Regions from separate parts of the Homo sapiens genome. Here region 2 is linked to region 1. Evidence: chromatin loops called from intact Hi-C (ENCODE). Cell type or tissue: endothelial cell of umbilical vein. All regions are shown on one strand. Each heading gives the region's core, and the rest is flanking DNA. Links, peaks and the distances in the headings are about the cores only. Region 1 overlaps RGS17 (regulator of G protein signaling 17). Region 2 holds the start of MTRF1L (mitochondrial translation release factor 1 like).

Region 1 (8,952 bases), core at 697-8,696:
TCTCTCCGTAACGATGAATGGCATTAATAAATATTACTGAAGTTTCATAGCTACATTTCCTTCATTACTCTTACATTTTTTTCTTTAACAAATCCATTAAGTGTCCAAGAGATTACCCTTTAAAAAATAGAGCCCATGTACCCAGTCTGCAAGTATGAAAATCATGAGCTTACCATGCAGATTTAAATGACTTTATTTAAAGAGATTCATACAAGAAAAACAACTGTAGAGGGGGCAGGCTGTCCTTCTAACCTGGTCACTTTTATTGTCTGACAATTCAGGAAAGTTCTTGGGAGTTCATGGGATCATATTTATCTGTGTATGTCTGAGAGACAGACTTCTGAAAGATAATTACGTCCCTACTAACTCATGGGTTTCAGCTATCCTGATTACTGCTAAAATAATTGTTTTAGAATTATTTTATAAATTTAATCATCACATGAATCATGATCATCTGATTCTTGTATTTTTCTAAACAGAAAAAATGAAAAAATACTAAAAAAACACAGAATGACATGATGCCATGATTCATCATACTCAATATGAATTGATTTTTGGAACTAATGATAAATTTTGATGTAGTGGTTTTAGAAGTATGTTTTATAACTCATAGGCTATCTGAAAGTTCATTCTAAGTATGAAAAAAATTACTATTGTATCACCAGGGTAAAACAAAATACCAGTGATGACTGATTTCATTTTTCACTTTATAAATTGGCCTGCCCGTAAGTTATGCTGAAAAGAAACTGTGAACGATCTCTAGAGGAAGAAGTCATGCCACAAACACTTTGATAGATAATACATTTATAACCACCTTGAAGGAAACGCTAAGTCCTACAATGTTGCTTCCAGAACAGGTATCTTCTTTCGATTCCATGTGCTTACACACCATTATTACTATTGCTAATAGCAGCAGGCAAAATTCTAAGCACACAGAATATATTAAATCACTTAACTGTCACAAACACATCAAGAGGTAGGCATTATTATTTAACTAACTCCATCATATAGAGGAAGAAATTAAGATACAGCGAGGTTAATAACATAACTTGCCCTAGACTAAACATACACACACATGTCCCATATGAACCCAGGAGTTTATCATGCAACCTTCTCATTATGACTTAGCTTTCACATTATTATTCATGCAGGAAAAGAATGCTAGCAGTAATATTTCTTGACATGAATTAGTAAGTTGGTAGTATAATTTACACTTTTTTTGGTCTTGTGATCTGATAGTAAAAATCAGTTCATTACATCATCATTGGGTATTTGAATTAAGTAAGTTTTCTCCCATCCTTAAGAAAAATACAAAAGGCCGGGCACAATGGCTCACACCTATAATCCCAGCACTTTGGGAGGCTGAGGCGGGCAGATCACCTAAGGTCAGGAGTTTGAGATCAACCTGGCCAACATGGCGAAACCCCATCTCTACTAAAAATACAAAAATTAGCTGGGCGTGGTGGTGCACGCTTGTAATCCCAGCTACTCAGGAGGGTGAGACAGGAGAATCACTTGGAGGCAGAGGTTGCAGTGAGCCAAGATCGTGCCACTGCACTCCAGCCTGGGCAACAGAGTGAGACTCCGTCTAAAACAAACAAACAAACAAACAGCTAAAAATGTGTACTGGAGATGATGTAGAAAACACAGATATACATAATGATGAAAAATATTTCACAACCTAGGAATAATGCTTAATGTTTGACTATCTATCGAAAGCTATCTATCGAATCTATATCCTCTAATCTTCTATAAAAACAAATACACATACTAGTCAGCTGCAAACACATGCTGCTATCCCAAAGTAAAGAAAAGATAACTCAGGCAGATCTGAGAGCCATGGAAAATCATTTCTAGGCTTTGCAATCTAATGAAGAACTTTCAACATTTGCCCAGTTGGATGTCAGGATTTCTAAGAATCAGTGGCTTTTTTGAGCTTTCCATTTCCCCTTTCTGAAATGTTTATAAGCAGTTATCCTTTGTGTGTCTCACCACTGTATGTTGGGTGTGTAGGAGGCAGATAATGTCTCATCTCTTCAGTCTGCAGTGAAGAGAGAGGATACTTAATGAGCTCTAATTAAGAAACTACCCAAGAAGCCTTCTCCATCCCTGGATCTAATTTCCAGGTGATTATGTAAAGGGAGAAGACTTCTGAGGACCTTGAGATCACCCATAATGATCCCTGCCTTCAAGTATTCCACACCAATGTATAATCCTCTCCCCTTGAATGTGGGTTACATTTACTGACTCACCTCTAAGGAACAGAATAAGACCAAAGTGATGAGATGTTGCTTCCAAGGTTAGGTTATTAAAAGATCATGGCTTCTGTTTTGGGCTCCCTCTCCCTTCCATTCCTCACTTTGTCATTTCATGCCAGGGCACAGGTAGCAAGGAACTGATACAGTCCTTGCTAGAGGACCAACAATCAGGGTGGACTAGGGGTCTCCTGCTAACATCCACGTAAGTGAGTTTGGAAGTGAATTTTTCCCTAGTTGAGCCTTGAGATTACTGTTGCCCACAGCGAACACCTTAATTACAGCTTTGTGAGATGTTCTAAGCCAGAAGCACTCAGGTAAACTGTGCCTCAATTCCTGACCCATAGGAACTGTGAGATAGTATTTATTGGTTTTGCTCCTAAATTTTGGGGCAATTTGTTATATAACAGTAAATAACTAATACAGATGTTGAGTTTGATATAAGACTGAACCCTTATTTTGTTACTCTGATTAAAGATTTCATATGCATTGAACTTGGCCAATTATTCATAAGTTTACAAATAAATGCCTAAATTTAAATAAAGCACATTTTTCTTAAATTGCTTTTTTATTCCCAATATGTCTAATTGTTTCCTTTTTACATGTTTATTTTATAAGCGAGATATTTGGATCTTATAAACTGAGGAAATCATTATTCTTATGTTAGAGTCTTTTATTTTGTTTTCTCAGGTGTCAGTTCTTCAGCTTGTTGGCATCTCTTTCATGGTACTGGTGGTCTTCCTTGTACTCTTCCTGGCATGAGAGATTCCTTATTTGCCCAAGTGCAGATGCTTTTGGTGACTGTGGGGTGCAGAGTGTGGCATACTGGAAGTAACTGTGCAGGTAGCTTATTTTGGGGGTATATCCAAAATAGTTTATCCATTCATATTTCAGATTAGACCTCCCTGAGATAGTACCATGTATTTTTAGCTAGATTCAGTACTTTGGCCTAGGGTAAACACTGCAGCTGTCCGCAGATTATTGTAAGGGAAAAAGAAACGAGTAATATTTCAACTATTTGAAATTGCTCACCTAATGATTTTCCCTGGAACACATCCTACTTTGTGTATTTTGTGACTATGTGTTTGCAGAATCTCAAGAACTGCTCCCACCTATAAAAGGATTTTTTTCAAACACTGTTTGGACTGTGCTTTTTTTCTTATAGTGTGTCTTTTAGGGACGCTTCAAAGTCTCTGATCACAATGGTACACTTTTTTTTTTCTTTCTGCATTATTGGTATGCATGCATTATGAAACACATTTTACAAATGTGCATAGGTATATATGTATATATGTATATATGTATATATATTTATTTCTTATTAAGAGGTTTGAGTAGGGGGAAGTAGACATATGTGGTTTTTGCCAATAGAATCCAATTAATAAAAAACATTTATATTTTTGAAATTAGAACTCTAAGAGTTCATCTAGAAATAGAAATAAGTCCATTTTTGATAAAAATGAAAATAATGGATCTAACCCAACTGTAATGCTGGTGATTAAGCAGTCAAAATGAACAATTAGGAAGTGGTCCAGTCATTTAGTGAATGTTGCTTCTGCCATCAACACATTAAGGAGACATGGTACTTTAGTCTGCGTGTAAGAAAATGATATTTAGAAAATCTAAGTAGATGTGTTCAAAAAGTGTTATTCTGAAGTTGATAAAGACGACTTGGTGATTTTTTTTTTCCTAAGGGAAATTAACCACATTCATGATCTGTTTGGACTTAGTTTTTCTCTGCTATCACTGCATATTTTATAAGCTGTTAAATAAATAAATCTGGTAATAGTTTAACTGACTGTAGAGAAAAGATAAAGATGCATTAAGTTTTTTAAAAAACACCTATACCTGTATATGTAATATAAGTATATATAATTTTAAAAATTATTTTGTAACTTTTATAGCATGCTGGTTAATATGTCTAGATTAAGTCTACCAAATGTGTTATGAATATTTTTTTCCACATAAAAGATAAACTGTTAATAAATCTTTTCCAGGCATCAGTGTCTAGTCCACATAATCATTAGCAGACAACTCCCTTGGCAGCAGCATCTTACTCTTGATTAACTGCTTCTCTTAGATTAACTGAAGGATTGAACAGTGTATGAATAATCATTTTTTATTCCCAGTTTAAATTTTCCTTTTCATAACTGCTATCTGCTGTATGATGTTAAGGAAACCGATCAGTTTAGCTAAGATAAAAATTATTATCAATTTATGAAAAAGGAAAAGTTGGGAAACTGGTAACTTCTTGGTTACTGAAGGTGTTTGCTTCTAAAACAGGTAGAGGTAAAAATATAATACCCGACTCTCTTAACTGTGGTTTGGCTTTCTGTGGTTTTAGTTACTCAAGGTCAACTATGGTCCAAAAATATTAAATCGAAAATTCCAGGCCCGGCATGGTGGCTCACATCTGTAATTCAAGGACTTCAGGAGGCCGAGGCAGTAGGATCTGCTGGGCCCAGGAGTTTGACAACAGCCTGGGCAATAGTGAAACCTCATCTCTACTGAAAAAAAAAAAAAAAAAAAAGTAGCCAGCCGTGGTGGCACACCCCTGTAGTTCCAGCTACTCAGGAGACTGAGGCAGGAGGATCACTTGAACCCAGGAATTGGAGGCTGCAGGGCTGCAGTGAGCTATGATTGAGCCACTACACTCCAGCCTGGGCAACGAAATGAGGCCTTGTCACAAAAAAAAAGGAAAGAAAATTGCAGAAATAAACAATGCATAAGATTGAAATTGTGCACTGTTCTGAGCAGCATGATTAAGTCTCACGCTGTCTCCAGCCCAGGATGTGAATCATCCCTTTGTCCAGCGTGTCCATGCTGTATATGCTACCTTCCATCAGTCACAGCTGTTTCAGTAATCAGATTGAAAAAACACAGCACATACAGGGTTCAGTAAAAAAACATAGTATATATATATAGGGTTCTGTGGTTTCAGGTGTCCACAGGGGTCTTGGAACTAATCCCCTGAGGATAAAGGGACTACTGTACACATTTTCCTCTGGTGGCTTATGCCCTACAATAAGAACATTTAACAAAGTAAGACCATTTAACAAAACAATTTAAAAATAATAAATCAATGATTTAGGCAAGGATGAAAATATTCATAAATACCAAGTAATGTAAACATTTATATATATTTTAAAGAAAATTTTGGAATTTGCATTTCCTTAATTATATAGCCAGAAAGTTACAAGGGAAAAAGAATTTGGTTTAGAAATAGCATGAACCTGGGATAGATTCCCACTCATTAATCTTACTTCAGAATGATATTCACATGTTGTTGCTGCCTAGGAAAACAATCTAAAGGCACAAGTGATTCTAAAATACACTCCCCTGGTTTCCTGAGATGTTGCATTCCACTCTTGAACATGAAGATAATGGCTAGTTTGGAGAACCATCTCAAATGATTTTGCCAAGTGTAAACACATGAATATTTTTAAGAAAATGTCTTCATTAATGGCTGTTGAGCTAAAATCTCCATAACTACATATTATGCAAAGATATGACACTTAACATCCATACTTTACAGATTTTTTTTTTTTTTTGAGACGGAGTCTCACTCTGTCACACAGGCTGGAGTACACAGGCTCTGTCACACAGGCTCTGTCACACAGGATTGCACACAGGTGCAATCTTGGCTCACTGCAAACTCTGTCTCCTGGGTTCAAGCAATTCTCCTGCCTCAGCCTCCTGAGCAGCTGAGGTTACAGATGTGTGCCACTACACATGGCTAATTTTTGTATTTTTAGTAGAGACGGGGTTTCTCCATGTTACCCAGGCTGGTCTCGGACTCTTGACCTCAAGTGATCTGCCCGCCTTGGCCTCCCAAAGTGCTAGGATTACAGGCAGGAGCCACCATGCCCAGCCGGCATACTTCAAAGATTGTAATAAAAGTACTTGACCTTAAAACATTGTTTCCATTTAATCATATTCTGTAAATCTGGGGAAATGAAAAACAAGAATCTCAATTTTTAATCAATATTTGACCAGACACATCTTTAGATCAAGCCACGAGCTTTTTAGATAAAACAGAAAAAAATTCCCACCTTTGGGAAAACTAGTAGAAATGCGATGTCCAGATTCAGCTGGATATATCTCAAGATCGATATTTACCACTATATTTATTACTACCTGAAACTCTTAAGCCAATCATTAAAAAAATTCCAAAAGATTACTGGACTTACTCTTTGAATTTTTGTCTTTTAAAAATATAGACATAATTCAGCTTATTTAAACCCACCTACACAAGTCCTGTGTTCAAATTTTACGGGGCATAGAACCGTTCACTTTGGGTACTTCTTTGCCTGTATAAAATGCTGTCATGTTGATATATCTAAACACCAAGGTACAAATTTAACTATACGATTTTGAAGGAAGCAGTTGAAGACTCAGGTAACACTGCTTTAGGACAAGTCAAAAGAGAGTTTGCTGTTTGGCTTTTGACACTGAAGTTTCTTACCAATATGTTTCATGAAGCTCTCTCTAGGAAACTACAGTATTTTGGTATCAGTTCTCTAAAGCAACTGCCTGTGAGTTAATGTGGTTGTTTTGTCACAGCGTGCCTTTTGTCTCCACCCGCCTCCAGTCCCATCTTTACTCATTCTGCCTTTTGGATAAAACATGTACAATTATATATGGCTTGGTGCGGAATGGGCTTGGGATGCCACAAAACTAAAGTGGCACACTTAAAAAATACCTCTCAGCTACAGAGTCAAATAAGACTTGGAAATGCTAGAGGTCAGAACATTGCTCACAAATTATCCTGGTTCAATTTAGCCTGTGAATGTTTTGGAATTATACAAACAGTGTCTGATGACTCATATAACTTGTAACTTAAGTGCGTTTTGCTGTTGTGCATCCTTTTAGTCCAGCTACCCCCTAAGGAACAAAGTGTTACAGAAGCAGTTATGGTTTCAATTTCCCTCTATGATTCGCTTTCATTTGAAAACCAGTGAAAGGTGGGGGGAAATGGACTGACTAACTCCTGACACTACCAGGGCTTCAGATTACTCAATTTCCACGCTTCCTCTATCAGGGGAGAGAGTCCTAACAAAGACTAAAAATAACTTAAAGAAACCAAAAAACATAAAGATGCTACTTAGGAAATATTATTATCAAGAATTAATTAGTCTGCCAACCAAGTATTATGTACTTGAAACATTCTTTTATTTTTTAAGATATCATACATCTAGTGTCTCATTTGATTCTAATTTTGAATAGTCATTAATACAATAGAGGTTTGCATTAATAGCTATTTAATGGCTATGAAAACAGTGGCTATTGTGTGAATGGCTATAAAAACAATGGCTCTTTTTATGGTGCGTTCATGCTATCTACAGGCAGATGAACTGCATTTTAGATTATCAATCTGATCTGATTTTCTCTGTATCTCTGAAACTCATGGTTCTCCAAGGATGACTTCTCACTGGTACCCAGTGTGGTGAACCTTTTTGTAAGTCAATGCAATATTTGCGACTATAGTCTTGGTTTGGTTCATCTTTCTTTTTTCCACTAGGAAAATGTTCACTTTATCTTCCACAATCTTCCACAAGCTTCTTCAGTACCAGGCAAGGGACTCAACTCCTGATTATGATCATTTCTTGCCTTACTTTAAGGATGAGGACTAAACAAGGGAAAAAGTGGTGAGAATACTGGAATACATTTCGGGCAAGGTTCCTAAGGGGGAGGATAAATCGTACACACACTTTACAGAATCCACGTAGTCAAAGAGAACAGAAAGGCACCCAGAATGGCACCTACTCAACACAATCTTGACTTGGTAGATAAGGGGATTAATATACAATAAATTTCCTTTTGCAGCTTTCTGGAGACTCAAAGTGCTCTAGTGAAAAGATCATTGATCTTGCAGTCAGGGGACTTGAACTTCAGCCCTACCTATACTAAATCCCTGGGTAATCTTTGACAAGTCACTTAAATTTACTTAGCCTTAGTTTTCCCAACTGTGAAAACAGGAATGAAATTCTCTAGTACCCCACAGGATTGTTCTCGGGCCCAAATGTCACAATGTATATGAAAGTGCATTATATAAATACGATTATGTAATATCTGGTATCATCAATGGAGGAGGCTTTCCATATGTACTATGCCTAAATATATTACACACATCTATACTGAACTTTTTTTTTTTTTGACTGACTCTCATTCTGTCGCCCAGGCTGGAGTGCAGTGGCATGATCTTGGCTCACTGCAATCTCTGCCTCCCGGGTTCAAGCGATTCTCATGCCTCAGCCTCCTGGGTAGCCGGGACCACAGGCACATACCACCACGCCCGGCTAATTTTTGTATTTTTTTTAGCAGAGATGGGGTTTTGCTATGTTGGCCAGGCTGGTTTTGAACTCCTGGGCTCAAGCAATCCACTCGCTTCAGCCTCCCGAAGTGCAAGGATTACAGGCGTGAGCATTGTGCTCAGTGGCCTACTGAACTCTTTAAATGATATGCATTTAAAGTTGGTAATTAGATAATATCATAATAATGTTGATAATTAGATAATATTATAGATAACTTCTCATCCTTGTACCTTTGCTTTTCTCTACCTAATTTCCATGGTTTGATTTTGATACTTTTTGAAAATCAAATAAGAAAATTCAGAACACTGAACACTTTTAAGAAGGTTGACTCAGGATTACTAGGAAAGAGATCAGCTTCAACATAATAATTTTAATTTTTTGTC
Region 2 (8,952 bases), core at 481-8,480, 87 kb before region 1:
AGTTCAAACCCTTACAAAGCATCAGTTTGTATGCTTATCTATTAAGAAACAACCATGCTGGGAAGTGGGATAATACATATATAAGACCTGCCCTCAAGAGAGCATTATAGATAATTTTAGTTTCCTTATATTTTTCTAGAAGAGAAAAACAAAAAATAACCTAAACCCTTATGTGACATGGTTTGGCTGTGTCCCCACCCAAATCTCATTTTGATTTGTAGCTCCCACAATTCCCACCTGTTGTGGGAGGGACCCAGTGAGAGGTAACTGAATCATGGGGGCAGATATTTCCTGTGCTGTTCTCATGATAGTGAATAAGTCTTACAAGATCTGATGGTTTTATAAAGAAGAGTTCCCCTGCACAAGTTATCTCTCTTGTCTGCTGCCATGTAAGACGTGCCTTTTGCCTTCCACCATGATTGGGAGGCCTCCCCAGCCACGTGGAACTGTTAGTCTATTAAACCTCTTTTTCTTAAAAATTACCCTGTCTTGGGTATGTCTTTATCAGCAGTGTGAAAACAGACTAATACACTATGTGATTAAATATTAAAACAGTTGTGCCTTGAAGGAATCTGTTGGTTTTGGAATGGGCAGAAAAAGGAAAAAAAGATTAACTCAAGGAGAGAGAATAACAACAGCAAAACTGAGATAAGCAAGTACAGGAAGCACTGCTGAAAATTATTTTGGCAAGCATATGGTATGGAAGAAATTTGGTAGAATGGAAAATGTGTTAGGAAAAGCAAAAATGAATTCTAGCCCTAGCTTAATCGCTAAGGTACTGTTAGGGCAATAGGCTCAACTTCTTTCAGTTATGACAAGAATGAAATGAAAGTTCTGAGCTGGATAATCTCTAAGGTGCCTTTCAGTTCTGCAAAGCTAAGGAGATTGGAACTAGAGTCTAGAAGTAATTTAATTTTAATACTATATTTTATTTAACCCAATATGCTCCAAATATTATTTCAACATGTAATTAACATAAACATATTACTTTTTATACCAGGTGTTTGAAATCTATATGTATTTTACACTTACACACCTCAATTCAGACTAGCCACAAATTGCTCAACAGCTGTGTGGCTACTGGCTACTATATTGGACAGTGCAGCTCTAAAGGGTTTAGAATTAGGAGTTACTCACAGGCAATGGTAATATACTACTTCTTTAATTTCTCTTGAATATTATAAATCAACATATGTTTACTGGACACCTACCATGTGCCTGCCTTCCCCTTTGCCTATAAAGATGTTTATGGTTTCCCATTCTAAATGGGTCCTTTTCTTTTCAACCCTTTAAGTAGCTGCTTATTGTCACCCCTCTTTTCCCACCCAGATTTCTGGAGATAAAATGCCATTTTTATAACTTTTCTCCTGTTAACTCTAATTTACCTCTCAAGCTGTTACACTGGATTCTATAATCATATCAAGACCATTTTTATTCAAGTTACCAATGACAAAATTGCCAAATCTAAAGACTTATTTCAGTGTGAGCTGAAAAGGTTGTTTTACCTTTCTATGTCAGGTACTACGGATTTTTTTTTTTTTTTTTTTTTTTTGAGGCAGGGTCTTGCGCTGTCACCCAGGCTGGAATGCAGTGGCACCATCTTGGCTCACTGCAACCTCCACCTCCCGGGTTCAAGCGATTCTCCCACCTCAGCCTCTCAAGTAGCTGGGACCACAGGCACGCACCACCATGCCCAGCTAATTTTGCATTGTTTGTAGAGACAGGGTTTTGCCATGTTACCCAGGCTGGTCTCGAACTCCTGGGCTCAAGTGATCGGCCCACCTGAGCCTCTCAAAGTGCTGGAATTAGAGGCGTGAGCCACCACGCCTGGCCAAGGATCTCTTACTTCTTGAAATTTTCTATTGGCTTCTACAGCTTCATTTATTTATCTACTTCAGGGTCACAAAGCTCTGGCTGTTTTTTTCTTGACCTTTTATAGCCTTCTTCTCTGCCTGCTCCTCAAATACTGTGTATTTCTGGCCTTGTTAGACTTGTTTCTATCTTAACACATTTTCCCTGAGTGTTCTCATCTACTTCTAAGGTTTAATTTACCACGTACTGTATATCTCGAGAGCTCTCATATGATTATTTGGGCTCAATTTTTCTCCTATGTCAGTAATTTTTTCTCCTAGACTAGTACAGATATCTTTATTGGAATTCCTTTTCACAGGTATTTTTAACTTAATATGGCATTCAATGCAAAACTCATCTTTTTAAAAAATTCGGTCCAACTTTTATACTTTCATCTTAATTAACAGTACCACTCGTGCTGAAGCCAGAAACCTAAGACTTTTCTTAGAACTAACTCTCTCCCTCATCCTTCTCAGGGCATAAGCCACTAAATCCTAACTTGTTTCTCAAAATGTTTTGTGAGTCAGAACTATGCCTATCACCATTTCTTCTTTGGATTGTTTCAACTGCCTCCTCCCTGGCCTGTCAGCCACCAGCGTTTCTGGAGAATACTCCAATTTATCCTCAGCGCATGCCACCATTAACTTTTCTTTACAAAGACGTGAATTCTCTGCTTAAAAACATTTGCTAACTTTCCATGGTCTATAAAAAATAAATCCAAATTCTTTGTCTTGCAAGGTTCTTAACTATTTTTCTGGCTTCATGTTTCTATGACATCATCTCCCACCTATTCTATACTTAGGCCATACTGAATTTCCCAATTTAGTACCTTTACCCACGTATAGGTCTGAGATTCTGAGTCCTAAGTCTGCTATTAACAAGCACTGCCCTGATACTACTGCAAATGGGTCTCCACACCACACTTTGAGAAACACCGCTGTGGAGCCCATCACAGGGACAGTGCCTTATTTATCCTTGCTGAGCTAATGAGCTCTTGCCCGAGTCCACAACTAATAAGCATGTAAAAGGCGGCAGAGCGCCGTGGCAAAGGAGCACAAGAGAGCCCACAGGAGAGGATGGGATCACAGCACGTAATGATGTCCTGACCTCTGATCCAAAATAAAAACGGCTGCAAGTGAGTAAAGAGTTTCAAACTCGGGTAGTGTGGGCAGTGGAAAAGTCAAACGAAGAGTCAAGAATGTGCTCTGACGCCTCTCCCCCGGGCCCGACCCTTACCGTGCAGCAAGTGCTCAGTCTCCCGCAGCTCCCGCTCCTTCTCGTTCAGCAGTTTGATCACCGCCAGCAACTCGGGCCTCCTGACCTTCAAATGGGCTTCAGACCCCGCCTGGCGCTCGAGGAAGGTCCGCAAGGGCCCGCCCCGGGTGAACAGCTCCTCCAGCGGCGGGCTACCGGAGCTCAGGGGCCGGCGGGCTGGGCCAACGGCCCGGCGGGGCCAGAGCCACCGGGCAGCGCCCCACAGAACCCGGGACCGCATCCTTAGTCCGAGATCGCGGACCCTGACCGGAACCGGAAGTTCCGGACACAGCAGCCCTCGCGACAACACCCAGAATTTGGAGATAAGGGTGAGAGCGCACCAAGCCCCGCCCAGCGCAAGCGTTGCTTTTTAAAGGATTTTCCGGAAGCCTTGGCGGGAACTTCCTGCCAAGCGTGAGAACGCTGCGAACTTCCCGGAGGCCAAAAGTTGAGGGGGCTGAGCGGAGCGTGATTGGGGAGGGGCGGGCCTGGGAGACCTTGGGCGCCTCCTCTGAAAGCCTCTTGGTAGGTATCCGGTTGATGGGTGACGTGTTTGGCCGGAAAGGGAGAGCAGCAGATTGCCCCTCTGTTTTCTGATAGTGAGGATTTCTTTCCCATGCACTGAGTCGGGGCCTCCAGAGCCGCAGTGCAGGGCAGTCGAGGGTCCGCTGCAGGGCGGAGGTCACAGCCGCGCAAGTCGTCAGTCTCCGGTGCAGGGCTGCCGCTGAGTCTTCAAGAGCGAGTTTTATTATGGACAGGCGTGTGTTTATTCCTCCTCCTTTTTTCCTGCTTATGTTTCTCTTGTCCACGGTGGGTGAGGTTCGTGGTAATAAGGACTTGATAAGTGTATTATGAGATAACCACTGAATGAATTTGCACAATAGACGTGCGTGCCCTTCATCTGCCGCGTCATTTACTTGCTTTCAAAGGACTTTATTATTCACCTGCCCATTCATTTTCACTTAGTCCCACTTATCGTCAGCTTTTTAAAGAGGTGGAGTGATTCCGTGTTACAGCAACCTACAGCCCAACAAAGCCTTCAGATATCTGCCTCCAGGAGTCCAACCCTCATCCCTTTCCAAAGAACTGGTAGCGGATAGGTGCCAGCAATACCGACATTTATTGGCACAATGCTTTGCACTTTTCAAAAGACCTGTTCACAGCTCAACGGAGAAATAAATATGAGGGAATAAACACAACCAAGACAGTCCTGGGAATGCAAGGGCTAAACGCTCAATCTGAGAACTGCCACTACCTAACTGGTTTGGGCAGCGTCTACTAAGTGGTATTTCACTGTTGAGAGAGGTGATATATTAGAAGTACGAAACTTCTAATTTATTCATAAAAAATAAAATGGTAAAAAATGGGAACCCTTATCAAGGTTAAAATATCCTTAGGTCATCTAATCGAAACTGTTAAGTATAAACATTCTTAGAAAATAACGTTTGCATTGCCTCTCTCTTTTCATCTCTTAGCACGATAACAAATGCAGAGTGAGTGGAAGAATGAAATGACTCTTCAAACATCAGGAAGCAAAAATAGTTTTTTGCTACTTAAAGGCTCCACCTAATTATCTCAGTTCTTTTCACTTTGTGTATTCAAGCTACACAACTTTATACAATCGTTCTGCTGTTGAAACCCATTTTATTTTAATCCTGATCTGAGGATAGAACAGGACTGATCAGGATGTTTTTATCTCTATTAGAACAATTGTTTCCCAAGTCTGAACTTAACTTTGAATTTATCTTAACCATGGAAATGGTGAGAATCACTTGAACTCAACATGGTATATCTCTCAGTTGAGTTCTCAGAACATAAGTCATTTCAACAATATATTTTATTATTTATAAAAGGTGAAACATTTTAATAATTAAAACCTTATAGAACAATGTAAAGAATCTAGCCAGAATTTTATTTTCCCCCAAGTGCATAAGCAATTTAAGTAACACATAGAAGTGTACCTTTTATTCCTATAGTGTTATATACCAATGAGGAAACAGTAACTTTCTAAGGATACATTGTTGAATTCTTTATTAATTCAAAACATTTTAAGAAAGTCAGTGTAATGCATATGCATTTTACAATAACATCCATAGGTTTCCACAATCTAGTAAAATGAAAACAGCTGTATTTTGATTTACTTTGAAAACTCAAACCTATAGTTCGAGACTTCTGAATATTTTTACATTACTGTCATGCTCAAATTCTGTTACATGGTGAAAATTCTAGCATTTTCCAGAAGTATATTATTGTACATAGGTAAAATGATAAAATTGATTCTAGGAAGGGGGAAAAAAAAACCCAGAAAAACTTAAATTGGAGGAAACATAATCTGGATTATCTATTCAATTTGTGAATACCCACCGTTATTCTGGCATTGCAAAATAACCAAGTGTGGTGCCTCTTAAGTTGCATTCATGCATTCAAAACTTCTTTATTGTCCACTGATAAATATTGGTGGAGTACAATATATGGATATAGATTAAGTGTGATGAACATGGTAGTAAAAAATTATACACATTCGATATGTAATTTTACAAAACCAAACACATTGAATTCTTTTTAATATTTAGCAAACATTTAAAAATCATATACAAGAAAGGTGTTTATGACAAATCGGTTAAAGCTAGCGGGAAATAGGTCTTTTACATTATTTCAATATTCAGTGTTCATTGATTAGTGGAGGGCAATATAAAAATGCAATAAGCAAAATGGTTAGTTTAAATTTAAATTACCTCTTATGACAATTAGTAAGATAAGATCTTTAATATCCAAAGTATGTGGAGGATTATTGTAAATTGCGCAGACAGTTCAAGGGAAAAATTCACTTTCACCTCTATTAGGTGAATATTCAGGCTAAGACTTCTGGAGTTTTATTTTTCCACTTCACTGTATTTTCTTTATAGCATTTATTAGTAATCACTTAGTGGAACCTAATATTAGTGTTTAGAATTTGTTTAGCTCAGTGTAAATGTCCAGAAAATTTACCTTCAATATAATCTCTTTAAAAACGCATTACTTTACAGTGGAGAAATATAATAGATGCTACCTCAGCTAAGTGATCAAGGTTAACATCAACAGCTAAGAGTAGCCTAAAGTTTGAGAAACTGTCACAGCTAAGACGAGTCCCGGTGATGGCATATACCTTTGATACCATGTGATGAGCATGGCACTTTACCGTTGTGTTCTTTCAAAAACCAAAAACCTGTGTCTAGTCACGAGAAAAACATCAGACGAATCCCCATAGAAGGACATTCTACAAAATACCAGTTTATTTCTCAAAACTGTCATCAAAAACAAGGAAAGTTGCAGAAACTGTCACAGCCAAGGGAAGCCTAAGGAAACATGACAACTAAATGTAATGTGGTATCCTGAATGGGATCCTGGGACAGAAAAAGGACATTAGGTTATAAACTAAGGAAATCTGAATGAAGTATGAATGTAATGATCAATATTGGCTCATTAATGCCCATAGATGTATATGGGACCTCTCTATTTGGAGTTTTTCTGTAAATCTAAAACTACTCTAAAATAAAAGGTTTAATGGACACATTACTATTTTAAATTTTATACATTTTATTTTTTTCTTAGAGTCAGGGTCTCACTTTGTTGCATAGACATGTCTGGAACTCCTGGGCTCAAGTGATCCTCACGCCTTAGTCTCCCAAAGTGCTGGGATTGTATGCGTGAGCCACCGTGCCTGGCCCATTACCACCTTTTATTAAGTTTTTATTTTCATTGTAAAATTGTTAAAGAAAATCATACCACCTTAATATTAAAAAGAGTGTTTTCTAATTGTCAATCTCTTATAACTTAGTCTTAGCCCTATAACTCATTTATATATTTAGCAAGTAATTTGATATTATTTCTGTCCTTGGGAATGTTGTTTTATTTCCTTTGGAAATAAAACTTTCAAATGATTGATCTTATTTAAACTTTAATTTTAACCTATAATTGTATATCCATTTATCATCTATCTATCATCTATCTATCAATCATCTATCTATCTATGTCATTGAAAGAAACATTTCTATAGATTTGAGGTGATGGTGAACTGAAAGTACTGATTTGGGATCACATTATTGAGAAAAGCAGTAACACTGATATAGTGTTCCATCTTAAAACATGATTGTATGTTTTGATGAGTAGCTAAATCAGATGTTTAACGTATGTTTTGGAAAAAAATAGGGGAAAGTGCATTAAAGTGACATTTAATACAAGTATACAATAACAATTATTGACGTGATGCACTTTGATAAAATAATAATGTATGCCACACTTTATTCTTTCCACGTTTGTTTTATTTAATGCTCATAGTTATCCTGATAATTACGTATTTTATTTGTCATTTGCAGATGAGGAAATGAACTCAGAGAAGATAAATGATTTGCCCAAAGTCACATGAGACAGAAATATAACTTGAAATCAAATTTGTAATTTTAAGTTCCTGATGTTTTTACACTATGCTCCCTAAGTGAATCTGTGGACATACATTTCCATTAGTAACCTTACTCATCTTATAGCTTTTGTCATAGGAAGAAAATCAGTTCCCAAACTGGGACCTTCTATCACCTAGGGCAACATTTTGCCTTTTGTAGTGTTTTCAGTAGAGTCAAAGTCTTGAACAGCCTCTTGAATTCATCTGAAAAGATGTTACTTGGGGCTGGAGAGGACTACACCTGTAAGAGTAATAATTTCAAAAATACCTATAAATAAATCAAATCTGGGTATTCAGAAATAATACTTGTCATTGTGCACCATCTTGTGTTGCAAGGATATTTTAAGCACTGCAGGGAAAATCTGAAGCAAGTTTTGGGTTATCAGTTTTATTGATAAATATTTGCAGTTGTAGCAAGTGAAGAATTAAAAATTTTTGCAGATTGGATATTGTTTTTGCAGGAGAACAAACCCATTGGTCAGAAATTTGAAGATGGAAAACACAAAAATACATGTTTGAAAAATATACTTAGAAAATTATGGTTGTAAACTGTCAATGTAAACAGATAGGCGAAAATATTTTTTGGAAATATCTTTACCATCTTTCAAAATAATTAGGCAATGTGTCAAGATCAAAGTATTCAAAATACATGTTTGATAGGCTTCTATCTATAGGCATTTTCTGTCTAAGACTTAAAAATATTATTATTATAATTATTATTATTATTTTGAGATGGAGTCACTCTGTTGCCAAGGCTGGAGTGCAGTGGCATGATATCAGCTCACTGCGACCTCTGCCTCCTGGGTTCAAGCGATTCTCCTGCCTCAGCCTCTCAAGTAGCCGGGATTAAAGGCACCCACCACCATGCCCGGCTAATTTTGTATTTTTACTAGAGTCGGGGTTTCACCATGTTGGCCAGTCTGGTCTCAAACTCCTGAGCTCAAGTGATCCGCCCTCTTTGGCTTCCCAAAGTGCTGGGATTACAGGCTTGAGCCACTGTGCCTGGCCAAGAAATTTTAGGTGGTTTTCAAATACGTTTTATTTTTGACTTTTTTGATTGTATTTTAAATTCCTTCTCTTTTACATTTCAACACCAAAGCATCTAATAATTGGTATTTTTTGAGATATAATTTGTCACAATTACAATATGATTTTTTAAAGTATAAATAAGTTAAAGGTATAGAAAAATGGATAAACTCAAAAGTAAAAATCAGGCATTATTTTAAATTAGCTTAATGGGATGAAAATGTATTTTTGCTCCTAATAAATAAATATTATTCACTTATCCCTATAGTCCTTTGGCAAAACTGAACTATCAGGTAGATAAACAACACGTATTTCATTCTGTAAGTCAGAACCTAGGCAGCATTAAAGGATACTAATAAACATCCATGCACTAAGACGGCATA

What was found. Hi-C counts contacts between places; a loop is a spot of excess contacts. Peaks named below come from ENCODE experiments on the same cell type or tissue, not always from the same donor. Only the 100,000 strongest peaks of a DNase experiment are listed, where the experiment ranks them.
Region 2: it touches region 1 in a loop (6-fold over the local background); 2 of 110 quality-filtered maps call a loop at or near these places.

The regions. Positions count from the first base shown.
Region 1 is chr6:153,085,685-153,094,636 of GRCh38, forward strand. The region is part of intron 1 of RGS17 (regulator of G protein signaling 17); the gene reads right to left. Among named protein-coding and RNA genes, the nearest start is that of RGS17, 41 kb to the right of the region's middle. In endothelial cell of umbilical vein, for the core only: no CTCF peak of the experiment used is centred there; DNase peaks (open chromatin) are centred at 5,047 and 7,157; H3K27ac peaks cover 3,896 bases.
Region 2 is chr6:152,999,340-153,008,291 of GRCh38, forward strand. It overlaps MTRF1L (mitochondrial translation release factor 1 like), which reads right to left and starts at 3,370. Exons shown (of 7, transcript NM_019041.7): 1 at 3,088-3,370. The coding sequence starts at 3,346. RGS17 (regulator of G protein signaling 17) reads right to left here. Exons shown (of 5, transcript NM_012419.5): 5 at 5,120-8,952. RefSeq lists silencers at 3,118-3,177, 3,188-3,297 and enhancers at 3,527-4,527, 3,618-3,727. In endothelial cell of umbilical vein, for the core only: no CTCF peak of the experiment used is centred there; DNase peaks (open chromatin) are centred at 642, 2,842 and 3,532; H3K4me3 peaks cover 2,157 bases; H3K27ac peaks cover 2,229 bases.